Linked DNA regions of Homo sapiens: all the other regions are linked to region 2. A link is a contact called in ENCODE Hi-C or POLR2A ChIA-PET data. All regions are on one chromosome and are shown on one strand. The core of a region is the stretch at or near the end of the contact, and the rest is flanking DNA. Distances in the headings are between cores, read along the strand shown.

Region 1 (4,367 bases), core at 1,263-3,762, 680 kb after region 2:
GGATAAAAGGTCCTTTCTGGAAACACCTTTCCCTCTCTGAAATTGTCAGCTAAAGTTTATGTTGCTAGGTGTCCCCGTGTAATTTGGGTGGTGCTGCCTGTCTGAAAATTGCTCCTATGTTGTCGTTTTCCCCACAGCCTCACCTAATTTCATCTTCTACGTTGTTTAATTGGAGGACGTAAGTTTGACACTGTGGTTTAGGTAGTATTTAGGATTGCCATGGGCTGGGCGCGGTGGTTCATGCCTGTAATCCCAACACTTTGCGGGGCTGAGGTGAGAGGATCGCTTGAGTCCAGGAGTTCAAGACCAGCCACCCAGGCAACATAGTGAGACCCCGTCTGTGCAAGAAATAAAAATAAACTAGCCCAGCCTGGTGGCGCTTGCCTGTGGTCCCAGCTACTCAGGAGGCTGAGGTGGGAGGATTGCTTGAGCCCAGGAAGTTGAGGCTGCAGTGAGCCTTGATCACACCACTGCACTCCAGCCTGGGTGACAGACACCCTGTCTCAAAAAGTAAAAAATTAAAAAACAGTGGCAGTATTGTAGCTGCTATGCTATGAGTAGACTTTGCATCTACTGAGCTGGGTTTGAATCCTAGTTGTGCTGTTTGACTTAAGGCACATCTTACCTTCTCAACATGTTTTTTTTTTTTTTTTGAGATGTATTTTTTTCAGTGGGTTTTTGGGGAACAGTTGGTATTTGGCTATGTGAATAAGTTCTTTAGTAGTGATTTCTGAGATTTGGTGCCCATCACCCAAGCAGTGTACACTGTACCCAATGTGTAGTCTCTTATCCCTCACCCTGCTCCCACCCTTTCCCCCTCAACCTGTGTCTTCATCTGTACGTTAGGGATTATAACACCTATGCTGTGTGGCTATTATGAAAGCCTAAGGATCAAATAGGTGTTCAGTTCTTTGTACAGTGCTGAGCACATGGGTGATTTTTTTTTTCTTCTTAAGACAGGGTCTCACCGGGCGCGGTGGCTCATGCTTGTATTCCCAGCACTCTGGGAGGCTGAGGTGGGCGGATCACCTGAGGTCAGGAGTTCAAGACCAGCCTGACCAACATGGTGAAACTCCGTCTCTACTAAAAATACAAAAACCAGCTGGGTGTGGTGGGAGGTGCCTGTAATCCTAGCTACTCAGGAGGGTGAGGCAGGAGAATTGCTTGAACCCGGGAGGTGGAGGTTGCGGTGAGCTGAGATTGCACCATTGCACTCCAGCCTGGGCAACAAGAGTGAAACTCCATCTCAAAAAAAAAAAAAAAAAAAAATGGGCGTCTCACTCTGTCATCCAGGCTAGAGTGCAGTGGCACCACCACAGCTCACAGCTACCTCGACCTCCTGGGCTCAAGCGATCCTCACACCTCAGCCTCCTGAATAGCTGGGACTACAGGTGTGTGCCGCCACACCTGGCTATTTTTGTATTTTTTGTGGAGATGAGGTTTTCACCATGTTGCCCAGGGTGGTCTCAAACTCCTGGGCTCAAGCAATCCTCCTGCCTTGGCTTCCTAAAGTGCTGGGAATATAGGTGTGAGCCACTGCACCTAGCTGGGTGATTATTAATAATCATGATTGTTAATTATGTTCATGATTACAGGCGCGGTGGCTCACGCCTGTACTCCCAGCACTTTGGGAGGCCGAGGTGGGCGAATCACCTGAGGTCAGGAGTTCAAGACCTGCCTGACTAACATGGAGAAACCTCATCTCTACCAAAAATACAAAATTAGCTGGGTGTGGTGGTGCGTGCCTGTAATCCCAGCTACTCGGGGGGCTGAGGCAGGAGAATTGCTTGAACCCGGGAGGCGGAGGTTGCAGTGAGCTGAGATCGTGCCATTGCATTCCAGCCTGGGCAACAAGAGCGAAACTCCGTCTCAAAAAAAAAAAAAAAATTATGTTCATGGGAAAGCACTTTTCCTAACAAGCCCTTTTCTCACTACATGTAGCGTTTGTGCTCCCACTTCAGTTACTTGTCTTTAGGCATGACCTTTAATCTCTCTGAACCAGTTTCCTCATTTTAAGAATTGAAATGCTGGCTGGGCCAGTGGCTCACGCCTGTAATCCCAGCACTTTGGGAGGCCAAGGCGAGATGACTGCTTGAGTCCAGGAGTTCGAGACTAGCCTGGGCAACATAGTGAGGCCACCTCCCCGCTGTCTCTATAAAAAAATCTAGAAATTAGTCCCACGTGGTGATGTGCGCCTGTAGTCCCAGCTGCTTGGGAGGCTGAGGTGGGGGGATCGCTGAAGCCGGGAGGTCAAGGCTGCAGTGACCCGTGGTCATGCCGCTGCACTCTAGTCTGGGGACACAGTGAGACCCCGTATCAAAAAGAAAAATGCTGCCTATTTCAAGGTTGTAGCAAAGCTAAGTTTGAACAGAGCAAAGGAAGCGCCATAGAAGCTGCACTACTTGCTCATGTCACAGCTGGGGAATGGGGTGGTCGAATGGGGAGGTCCACTGTCGCAATGTTCCAATTCCCGCCCAGAGGGAGGGACCTCCCCTTCGAGGGAGGGCGCCGGAAGTGACGCGAGGCTCTGCGGAGACCAGGAGTCAGACTGTAGGACGACCTCGGGTCCCACGTGTCCCCGGTACTCGCCGGCCGGAGCCCCCGGCTTCCCGGGGCCGGGGGACCTTAGCGGCACCCACACACAGCCTACTTTCCAAGCGGAGCCATGTCTGGTAACGGCAATGCGGCTGCAACGGCGGTGAGTGCTGAGCCGGTGACCAGCACACTTTGGGCTTCTGGACGAGCCGTGCAGCGATTGGCCCCAGGTTGCCATCCTCAGTCGTCTATTGGTCAGAACGGCTATCTTTTTTTTTTTTTTTTTTTTTTTTTTTTTGGTCCGAGTAGCTTTTAAAGGGCCAGTAGCTCGGTTGCCCTCCGGAAGGAATGGGGAAATCAGAGAGCGGTGATACTGGGTTAAGAGTGGAAGGATTGTTTGGAACGGAACTCCGGTCCCTGCGGGCATCTGGGTGGGATTCCCATCAGGCCTGGGATGCACGGCTCTAGATTTAGTGACCCAGACCAAGAACGTTCGTCTACACAGACGGGGTCCTTTCATTCGAGGCTGGGCTGAGGCGGATGCAGATACGGCCCCTTTGGGAAGACACGTTCCACTTTTGATTCATAGGAGAGAGTATCAGCCAAGCCTCCGAACTGCACACAAACGTCTTAGAAGTGCGCCTTCTTTTTGTGTTATAGTGGTCTCCCAGCCACAGCCAACGCTCCAAGTCCCCAGCTGTGACACACCTACTGAATTACTACCGTGGGTGGGAGGCCGCCGTGGGCCTTTCCATTACGAGCCTGCTTGCCGAGCCCTGGGCTTGTGCACAGACAAACTGCAGAGCTGGTGGAGGCCACTGCCAGGCCGAGATAAGAAAGAGATGGGGAGCTGCTAATCTCCCCCTGTCCAGCCTGTTGGTGAGGGCTGGGATCTTTGCTCTTGCAGTCATTCCAGAGCCCTGGACTAGGAGTAGGAAGATCTGAATTGTGGCCCCAACTCTCTTTCGGTTATTAGCTCTGTGACCCTAGGCAAGTCACCTCATCCCTTGATGCCACCCGTTGCTTCTGTAACATGGTCCCAAAGGTGCCTGTCTTGTCCACCTGATAGGATTTTTGAGACGACAACAATATGCAAAAGCAATAGCTTCAACATAGAAGTGCTCAGTGTTTTATTTTTTAATGAAACGGTTTGACTTGGATATGCTGTGCACATTCAATGAACTTAAGGAATTGTTTGAACCTAGTAGTTCTGGGACCTTAGAGTCCTTTCTGTGGGCTCCCTGTGGCCCAGAATTTTGGTGGCCACGTTTAATATCAAGCCTAGCCTAATTTGCAAAGGGTCTCCCAGGGTTAATTTATTGGAGTGATCACATGGAGTAGACCAGAGTCTGAGGGCAGAAAGCTGTCACCTGCTTCGGCAATAGAGGCCCCAGATGTCTGGGTGCAAAAGAACTCCATAGCACCCCGACCAACATGGTGAAACCCCGTCTCTACTAAAAATATAAAAATTAGGCCGGGCACAGTGGCTCATGCCTGTAATCCTAGCACTTTGGGAGGCCGAGGCAGGTGGATTGCCTGAGCTCAGGAGTTCGAGACCAGCCTAGGGAACACAGTGAAACCCCGTTTCTACTAAAAATACAAAAAATTAGCCGACGTGGTGGCATGCGCCTGTAGTCCCAGCTACTTGGGAGGCTAAGACAGGAGAATCGCTTGAACCTGGGAGGTGGAGGTTGCACTGAGCCGAGACCGCGCCATTGCACTCCAGCCTGGGTGACAGAGCGCGACTCCCCCTCAAAAAAAGAAAAAAAAAAAAAATATATATATATATATACACACACACACATATTTTAGCTGGGCATGGTGGTGTGCGT
Region 2 (4,664 bases), core at 1,470-3,969:
TTTGATATCACACTCTACAAAAGCTTCATTACTTTATTTGATGGTGGTTGCTAAGCAGCCATTGCACAGAGCATAAGTCTACTGGGTGCCTTTACATGCCAGAGGCTGATGCTGCACTGTTGATGTCATGTGAGGAAATAATGCACATGCTCTAACTGCTCAACAGGAAATGAACCTAGAAACAGAAAATGAAAAGGTTGATTGAAATAAAACTTGATCAACGCGACTGTATTTTGAAACATTCCAGGAAGGTTACTTCTTGTCAAACTTGCCTGGCAGTGTTTGTTCAAAACTTGTATTTAATAAATGAACATCTGACTTACAACCTTTGTTATCACTTTATTCCAGTATTAAAAGCTAGTGGCAGTTTCAGAAATCCCCCTGAAAACTTAGAGGATTCTGACGTTTCACTTTTTTTTTAGGTAAGTAACATCAAATATGTGTGACCTGGCTGACCCAGCCTGCCTTACCAGGCCTCTGGAGGGGACCCTGGGGTTACCCTCAGGAGATGAATCTCACAGTATGGTTTTCCTAACCAGCTCTCTTTTGGCTTCACTGTTTTTCTTTATCTGGCCTGAACCCCAGGTCTTTGTAATCATTTGCTGTTATCTTCCCCTTTCTTGCTCCTTGTTTCCATACCCCTGCCATGCAAGATGTCAGCCTAGATTAACTCAGCCATTCCCCTCTGCTGTAATATCCAAACTGCAGACCATTGTTGGAGGAAAAACACAATTTTTAGAATGGTACAACCACAAACTTATCTCTAACGTTGCCCAACAACCCTTCTGTGTGTCCTTCAGCTATTCCAAACTTTGGCCTCCTTCCTCAAATTCCTTCTCATACCCCCCTCCCATTGACCCCTCACAGTCCGATGACTTTGCCTTCATTTTGCTGGGAAGATAAAGACTTCAGAGACTTTGAAGACTTTCAGACCTCTCTCCCATAATCACATCTGTGGAAAAGGCCCCATAGATCCCTGGCTAGTTCTCTTTTCCTGCCTCATCAGGGCTCTTGTCAATATCCCTTTTTATCAGGCAGGATGGCCTGTGCCTGTAATCCCAGAGCTAAGCAAGAGGCTGAAGTGGGATGATCTCTTGAGGCCAGGAGTTTCAGGCCAGCCTGGGCAATGTGGCAAGACCCCATCTCTAAATAAATAAATGACTGCCTCTTCTCTGTCTTCAATTTCTCCCCTGAGTTCCACATCCCCCTTTGGTTTTCTGACTTGTAATCCTTTACAGCCATATTTCTTCACCATTCACCCTGGATTCTATCCTAATTTTTTGAAAAGGCGCTAGTTAGTTAAAGATTGCCATATTGCTAAATTAACTTTCCCATCCTTAATTTGACTTTTCTGCAGTATCTAGGGCAGCAGAATCACTCCTTCATTGAAAAGTTCTTAGTTCCTTGATTACACTTCTAATTTTTCTTTCCATCTCTCTAACCATTCCAAAAATCGGAGATTTACTTCTGCTCAGACTTCCCCAGGTTACATTACTTATAGTTCTGTTCCTCTCATCAAATGCCACTTCCCTACATACATCTTTTCCTCCTCATATTAAACTATGAAGTTTCAGCCCTCTGTAGTATACAGCTGTTCTCTTACACATCGGCTCAAGGATCTTTTCTAGGAAGTATGCTGAAATCAGCACCATGCCTAATCTGATGGAATGCCCCCTCTCTGAGTATACATTGCAACTTCAGATCTCAACTCTGCCACTTCCAAACTGTGTGGCCATTTTTCAAGCCCAGTCTCAATGGGGACAATGCCTTACAGGCTTTCTTTAAATTCCAAAATGCCTGGCATAGTGTGGGCGTTCAATACAGGTGATTTTTTCCTCACATCTGCACAGCTCCTTGTGGTTAACTAGGGAATTAGGGGAAATGGATTCCAATCGTGATACAGCACTTTGGGGAGATTGGGATTACAAAAAATCAACTTTAAAAGGGCTATGGGGCCAGGCGCGGTGATTCACGCCTGTAATCCCAGCACCAAGGCGGGTGGATCACTTGAAGCTAGGAGTTCGAGACCAGCCTGGCCAACATGGTGAAACACCGTCTCTACTAAAAGTACAAAAATTAGCCAGGCGTGGTGGCGGGCGCCTGTAGTCCCATCTACTAGGGAGACTGAGGCACAACAATCGCTGGAACCCGGGGGACAGAGGTTGCAGTGAGCCGAAGTCGTGCCACTGCACTTCAGCCTGGGCGACAGAGCGAGACTGTCTCAAATAAAAAGGGCTATGGGTTGAGCCTGGTGACAGCCTGTGTGGTGATTGCTCGGCCCCTAACTTTATATGTTTGGCCTTGGACCCTCTCTACCTCTGTACAACGATCGTGTTGGACTAGAAGAATCTCAGCGAATCCTTCTCCAGTACTGACTTCAAAGGTTCTCAGAATCGCGGCGAAAGCACCCTACGCAAAATAGCGGAGGTCGGCGCCAAGAAAAGCACTGCAGGTTCAGGGCGCATGCGCATTTCCGCTCCTTGCCGGTTTTCCGGACCTCTACGAGTGGCTGCCCCACAAAATGCCTGCTTCTCTGCGGAATCCTACTGTTCTTCACATGCTCTCTAATACCATCTTTTCATATCCACTTTCTCTTCCATGTTGAAAAATTAAATTGACAGGCTGGATTCTGCAAAGATCTTTGGACATTTAAGTATCTTCGACCGGCGCGAAAAGAGGCGGCCTGACCTTGGAAGTGGGACGGGGTCCTGCAGCGGGTCCTTCCGGCGGGTGACATTCAGCCGGCGGTTCGGGGCGACGGACTCTCCATTCCAGAACCATGGCCCAATTTGTCCGTAACCTTGTGGAGAAGACCCCGGCGCTGGTGAACGGTGAGCGCGATGTGAGACCGCCGAGGCGGGCACACGGGCGGCAGGGAGGCCTGCGATGGCCTGAGAGGAAGAAGCGGGCTGCGAAGACCCGAGGGGCCTGCGGGTGCCGGGGCGGGATGGCCTGCAGGTGGAGGGAGCAGGAAGCAGGTTGGCGACTCTTTTCTAGCCTTCCACTCGTCTGACCTGCAGATTGGGTTCTCTACACAACCTAGAAGTTCCTGAATTCTAACCACGACTGGGAAGAGAGGTAGTGTGAAGGAAGCCCGGCGTTGCCCGGCAGCTGCAACCATTACGCCCCCTGAGATCGCTAAGAGCAGGGATCTAGAGGGGATGGTTCTGTTAGGAGAGCTAAGAAAAGGAAGGGCAGAAACGTGAAAGTAAATCAATTCGGCCTCATTACATGTGGTGTTGTTCTCAGTGGAGTATTTGGAAGTCAACAGAAATGTTTAAGGATGGGTGAGCTTTTTTGAACGTTGACTTTGCTTTCTGTCCTAGACGGATTCTAAGATACTTCCGCTTTAATCCGAGGGAAATTTTAGGTGGAAATGGACTTCATGGATGAGTATCCATGCCCCGAGAAGCATAGGACGGGATCCGTATAAACAATAATCTTTGTTACGAAGCTTAGCATTCGTGGAATTTTTTCAGCTTGAAGAGCCTCACTGGTAGACCGCTGTATTTCACAACAACCCTGAATAATCACAGCCTCTGAGTACTAGTTTATTTGGCCAGTAAATATTTCAGTTGTCTTCTCAGTGGCAAGCTATTCATTTTATTCCTGAAGTGAGATAAGCTAAATTGACGTAAGTTTTTCCTAGATGTGCTGTATTCCAGTAAGTGACTGAAGGTCGGATCTCTTAACTTTTGCCTACGTTTATGAAATGTGAATAGAAAGCAGAACTTCAAAAAAAATGTAATACTTTCTAGCCTATTTTGCTGTGTTTGAGTTTGGTTTGGGTATTTTCTTTTTCTTTCTTTCTTTTTTTTTTTTTTTTTTCCTAGAAGACAGGGACTCACTCTGTCGCCCAGGCTGGAGTGCAGTGCAGATCACAGCTCACTGCAGCCTCCACCTCCTAGGCTCAAGCGATCCTCCCACCTCAGCCTCCTGAGTAGCTGGGATCACAGGCACGCACCACCACACCCAGCTAATTTTTGTATGTTTTAAGAGACGGGATTTCACCATGTTGCCCAGGCTAGTCTCTTAACTCCTGGGCTCAAGGGATCCTCCCGCCTCGGTCTCCTAAAGTGCCAGAGTTACAGGTGTGAGCCACAGCGCCAGCCGGGTAATTTATCCATTCTCTCCTCCCTTCCCTCCATCACCAGCCAAACTATGAGTTATTGAAGGCTGTCCTGCAGAACCTCACAGCCTACTAGTGAAACATTTTACACATTTTCCCAAATAATTTCATAAGCTTGCAAGAAAATCTTTTACTTTACTAAGATTGTTAAGATACCTGTCATAGAGCTCTACAATTTTATATAAATCAAAAGAGATGGCCCTGCGGCGGTAGCTTACGCCTGTAATCTCAGCACTTTGGGAGGCCAAGGCGGGCAGATCACTTGAGGGCAGGAGTTCGAGACCAGCCTGGCCAACATAGTGAAACCCCATCTCTACAAAAAATACAAAAATTAGGCAGGCTTGGTGGTGCATGTCTGTAATCGCAGCTACTTGGGAGGCTGAGGCAGGAGAATCGCTTGAACCCCGGAGGCGGAGGTTGCAGTGAGTCAGGATTGCACCACTGCATTCCAGCCTGGGCGACGAAGCGAGGCTAGGTCTCAAAAAAAAAAAATAATAATGCTGGACACTGTGGCTCACGCCTGTAATCCCAGCAC
Region 3 (4,284 bases), core at 1,460-3,959, 720 kb after region 2:
TATTGAGCTTCCAGTACTGAGCTGCCCAGAGTTCCATGGAATCACATATTTTAGTGAAGAAGAGCCTGATCACGTTTCAAAAATAGGGAATTTTTAAATGAATGAAAAAAATACGAAACATATTTTCATCAACTTAATCCATTTCACACTTTCAGAAGGGATCCACAGCTTTTAATGAGTATGAATTATGCTTTCAGTTTTTGTGGCAGCTTTTAAAGAACAAATCTCAGGATATGTCTGAATTACCCAGCCAAAATTGTGGCTTGTTTTCAAGAGAAGCAGATTGAGATAGAAGTAAACTATGCTAGACAGAATGACACTGCTTTAAATTTTGGAAACATATATATGGATCCCAGAGCAATCCTGAAATTTTTGCTCTGTAACCTATGTTTGAGTTTACACAGCTCTGTGAATGAACTTTTTCTTCATAAAATTGCTAAATAAAGCTAAAAGCTATTTTCAGTGGTGTAAATCTGAATTAAAATGAGGATGGCATTTCATGAAGTACTACTATATGCATTTTTGAATGAATAAAGTTGGTAAGATATATTTTGTTACTTTTGAATTACATTTTTTAAAACGCTTTTTTTTTTTTTTTGAGACAGAGTCTCTCTCTGTTGCCCGGGCTGGAGTGCAGTGGAGTGATCTTGGCTCACTGCAACCTCTGCCTCTCAGGTTCAAGCGATTTTCCTGCCTCAGCCTCCTGAGTAGCTGGCACTACAGGCACCCACCACCACACCTGGCTAATTTTTGTATTTTTTGTAGAGATGGGGTTTCGCCATGTTGGCCAGGCTGGTTTCGAATTCCTGACCTCATGATCCGCCCGCCTCGGCCTCCCAAAGTGCTGGGATTACAGGCATGAGCCACCGCGCCCTGCAAAACCCTATTTTAAAATAGGGACCAAGTTATAACTCACTGTTGTTAAAACCAAAATTTATGCACAAGTATGACTTTACTATCTTAATGGCATTTTAAATTTTATTTTATATATATTGAACATTTAATGTGTTTTCTGATTGTACAAATTATATAGGTTTATTTTTAGATTAGAAGATACAGAAAACTACAATGCAATAAAATATCAGTCTTAACCAACTTTATTAAGGTATATTATTTAACAAGTATGTCTTGAACCCTTACTGAGTTTCAGCCACTGGGCTAAGTGAGTGATGGGTTTTTTGTTTTATTTTGTTTTTTGTTTTGTTTTGAGACAGAGTCTTGCTCTGTTGCCCAGGCTGGTGTGCAGTGGTGCCATCTCAGCTCACTGCAACCTGTGCCTCCTGGGTTCAAGCGATTCTCCTGCCTCAGCCTCCCGAGTAGCTGAGATTATAGGCGCCCGCCACGATGCCCAGCTAGTTTTTGTATTTTTAGTAGAGACGGGGTTTCCCCATGTTGGCCAGGCTGGTCTTGAGCTCCTGACCTCATGTGATCCACTCGCCTCGGCCTCCCAAAGTGCTGGGATCACAGGCGTGAGCCACGACACCCGGCCCACTGATGGAGTTATAAAGGTGAAGAACTAGTCTAGTGAAGAATGCAGACTGAGAGTAAACAGACAAATACAATGTGACTGAGCTGTATTGTTAAATACAAGAAAGGACTATCAGGAAGACTTTTTGGAAAAAGAAGCATCTACACTGAGACCATAAAAATTAGTAGGAGTCAGTCAAATAAATGTGGGAGGAGGAGAAAGGGATTATTCCAGGTAAAGAAAACAAGTTCAAGGCTTGAGAGGTAAAAGGTGGCTTGGTGTGGTGGAAAAGGTGAAAGAAATTTGCGACTGGAGAGCAAGAAATATGGTCGAGAAGGACTAAAAAAAAGTAGACAGGGAGAGCCCAGATGCTGAAGGGTCTAGAAAACCTCAGTATGGTTTTGGAGCTTTGCCCTGAAAGCAATAGAATGCCTTTGAATTGTCTGAAGCAGATGGTAACTTGATCAGGTCTGCTTTTTGCAAAGTGGAGAATGCTTTGGAAGGAAGCAAGTGTGCACGCAGCGGGACCCATTAGACTAATGTATAAATCCTGCCTGGAGGTCATCACTGGACAGGGGAGGTGGGGGAGGCGGTGAAGATAAACAAAAGGGGATAAATTTGAAATATCCTGTTTTAAAAGGAGGTAGAATCCACAGAACTTGGCAATGGATTGGATGTGAGAAGTGAGAGGAATCAGTGATGACTGCCAGCTTTCTGACCTGAACGAGTGGATGAAGGGAAGCCGAGTTTTGGGGGGAAAGAGAAACATATAATACCAACATTTAAAACATAATAAGACTAAGAGGCTGAAGGAAAGGGTAGAACCTTCAATCTGAGCCGAGCGGGGCCGACAGCGCTGGGCAGCATCCCACGCCTTTTTCTCCGCGAGGCCCACGCAACCAGCCAACTAAAGCGAAGAACCACGTGAGGGAGACCCCACTGCGCACCAGGCGCGAGCCCTGCGCATGCCCGTTGGGTCCCGGAGGCCGAGCCTGCGCAGTTAGGGGAACTCAGGCCCATAGGCTCCCCGCCTTTGCGTTGCCCTGAGCAGCGAGGCGCGGTCACGTGCTACCTTTTGCACGTATCCTGTCGCCCCTCTGTCCGCCCGGGACGCCTAGCCCCACCCACTGTTCCCGCCCCTTCCGTGTTTTGGTGCGCACGGGTTCCGCCAGACACAGCTACCATTGGCTGTCAGTCGGATCCGAGAACGACGATTGGCTTTCCTTGACCGTCCCTCAAGCGCCTCTCCGGAGATGGTCTGAGGTGGGAGAAGAGCTGAAGAGACCTGGAGCCGACAGACGGTAAGCTGGGGTATGTGCTCTGCAGGGGCTGCAGGAGGCCAAGCTCTTCCCGAGCCACCTCGGCGAGTATTCTTGCCGCTTGGCCACGCTGGTCTGCCCTGGTCCGGTCCCCTCACCCCGACTGGAACCTCCCTGCTTTCTAGTCTAGGGGCTTCGCTGCGGCTGAGACTCGGTCGCCGCCACGCCTTAGCGTGAAGGATTCCGGGAAGCCTGCGGGACTGCGAGTGGAGAGGTTTTGCCCAACGGGACGGTCTCCTTCCTTCTGTCCAAATTCTACCTGTCCTTCGAGGCGTGGTGCGGGCCCCACTGCTTAGGGGAGACTTCCTTTTCGCCTGACCGCGGAGGTGTCTCTCTGTCCTGGTCTCCCTCATCGGGTACTTTGTTTCGGTCGTTGTCTTCACGTATCAGTCTTATCTTTTTGGCCAAATTATGAGTTCTTAGGCGTTTAGGACCCTTTTTTTCTTGAATACCACAGTTCATTCATTGTCTTGCGTTACAGTATATGCCCTCTTAAGTGTTAAGAGGGTAGAGTGAAGATCATGCCCCTATCTCCTCAGAGTAGAAACAAGAGACACAGAAAGAGAAATTAAAGAAGACAGGAGGACAGTCAGAGAGCGTCAGGGAGTTTTGCCTAGGTTTCAGATCATTCTGTATCGCCAGCTAGCTTGCCTCCTTGGACTTACCCACCAGTCTAACAGCAGGTGTATGTTTAGAATATTTGTGCTCGGCACAGTGTAGGGACACGGGCAGGTGTGATATGGTTTCTGCTCAGAAGCTTCTTATAGTCCAATTGGGTAAACGAGACTAGAACACATAAAACGACCATGGCAACATGAAAATAGGGTTGAAGTTTTATGGTGTCAGCTGTGCCAGCCATAGAACTAAGGAGCAAGAGTAGATTCAGGGATGGGGTAGTTTAGGAAGGCTTCCCGGAATGTGATTATCTCCTGATATTTATTGAGTACCTGGGGTGTGCAAAGCTCTGTGCTGAATCTGAGAATGAGAAGTGAATAAGTGATGGCCACTGTCCTGAGAAACTCCTAGTCTAGGGGAAACAAGTTTCATTGCATTGATAGCAAAGATGTGTGTGGATGCCGTGGGCAAGAGATGGGATATGCCAGCTGTACCTGGATGAATTGGGAAGGGGGTCATCAAAGAGAAGACTTTGGGGTTTGAAAGGCGAATAGAAGTTGCATAGGTAGGCCTGTCGCGGTGGCTCACACCTGTAATCCCAGCACTTTGTGAGGCCGAGGCGGGCGGATCACTTGAGGTCAGGAGTTTGGGACCAGCCTGACCAACATGGCAAGACCTCGTCTCTACTAATACTACAAAAATTAGCTGGGCGTGGTGGTGCGTGCTTATAGTCCCAGCTATAATACTTCGGAGGCTAAGTCACGAGAATCGCTTGAACCTGGGAGGCGGAGGTTGCAGTGAGCCCAGATCACAGCACTGCACTCCAGCCTGGGCGACAGAGCAAGACTCCATCTCCAAAAAAAAAAAAAAAAAAAAAAAGAA

Evidence for each region. A loop is a pair of places that touch in the nucleus more often than their neighbours do. ChIA-PET counts read pairs that join two places held with the same protein, here RNA polymerase II (POLR2A). Pooled maps may share reads with other maps.
Region 1: a pooled map shows a loop between it and region 2 (6-fold over the local background). The contact joins the promoter of HMBS here to the promoter of ATP5MG in region 2. A Hi-C loop is called at or near these places in 6 of 50 pooled maps. POLR2A ChIA-PET finds 5 or more read pairs at or near these places in 5 of 52 experiments (AG04449, T-cell, activated CD4-positive, alpha-beta T cell and 2 more).
Region 3: a loop to region 2 is called in a pooled map, with 8 times the contacts of the local background. The contact joins the promoter of HINFP here to the promoter of ATP5MG in region 2. A Hi-C loop is called at or near these places in 4 of 50 pooled maps.

Annotation. Positions count from the first base shown.
Region 1 is chr11:119,082,369-119,086,735 of GRCh38, forward strand. HMBS (hydroxymethylbilane synthase) reads left to right here and starts at 2,513. Exons shown (of 14, transcript NM_000190.4): 1 at 2,513-2,698. The coding sequence starts at 2,666. RefSeq lists enhancers at 2,114-2,811, 2,741-2,790.
Region 2 is chr11:118,398,887-118,403,550 of GRCh38, forward strand. It overlaps ATP5MG (ATP synthase membrane subunit g), which reads left to right and starts at 2,720. Exons shown (of 3, transcript NM_006476.5): 1 at 2,720-2,831. The coding sequence starts at 2,780. All of the region lies in intron 3 of LOC100131626 (a long non-coding RNA gene), which reads right to left. UBE4A (ubiquitination factor E4A) reads left to right here. Exons shown (of 20, transcript NM_001204077.2): 20 at 1-325. RefSeq lists enhancers at 2,381-2,460, 2,581-3,444, 3,903-4,493.
Region 3 is chr11:119,118,871-119,123,154 of GRCh38, forward strand. HINFP (histone H4 transcription factor) reads left to right here and starts at 2,710. Exons shown (of 10, transcript NM_198971.3): 1 at 2,710-2,769. RefSeq lists a silencer at 2,444-2,723.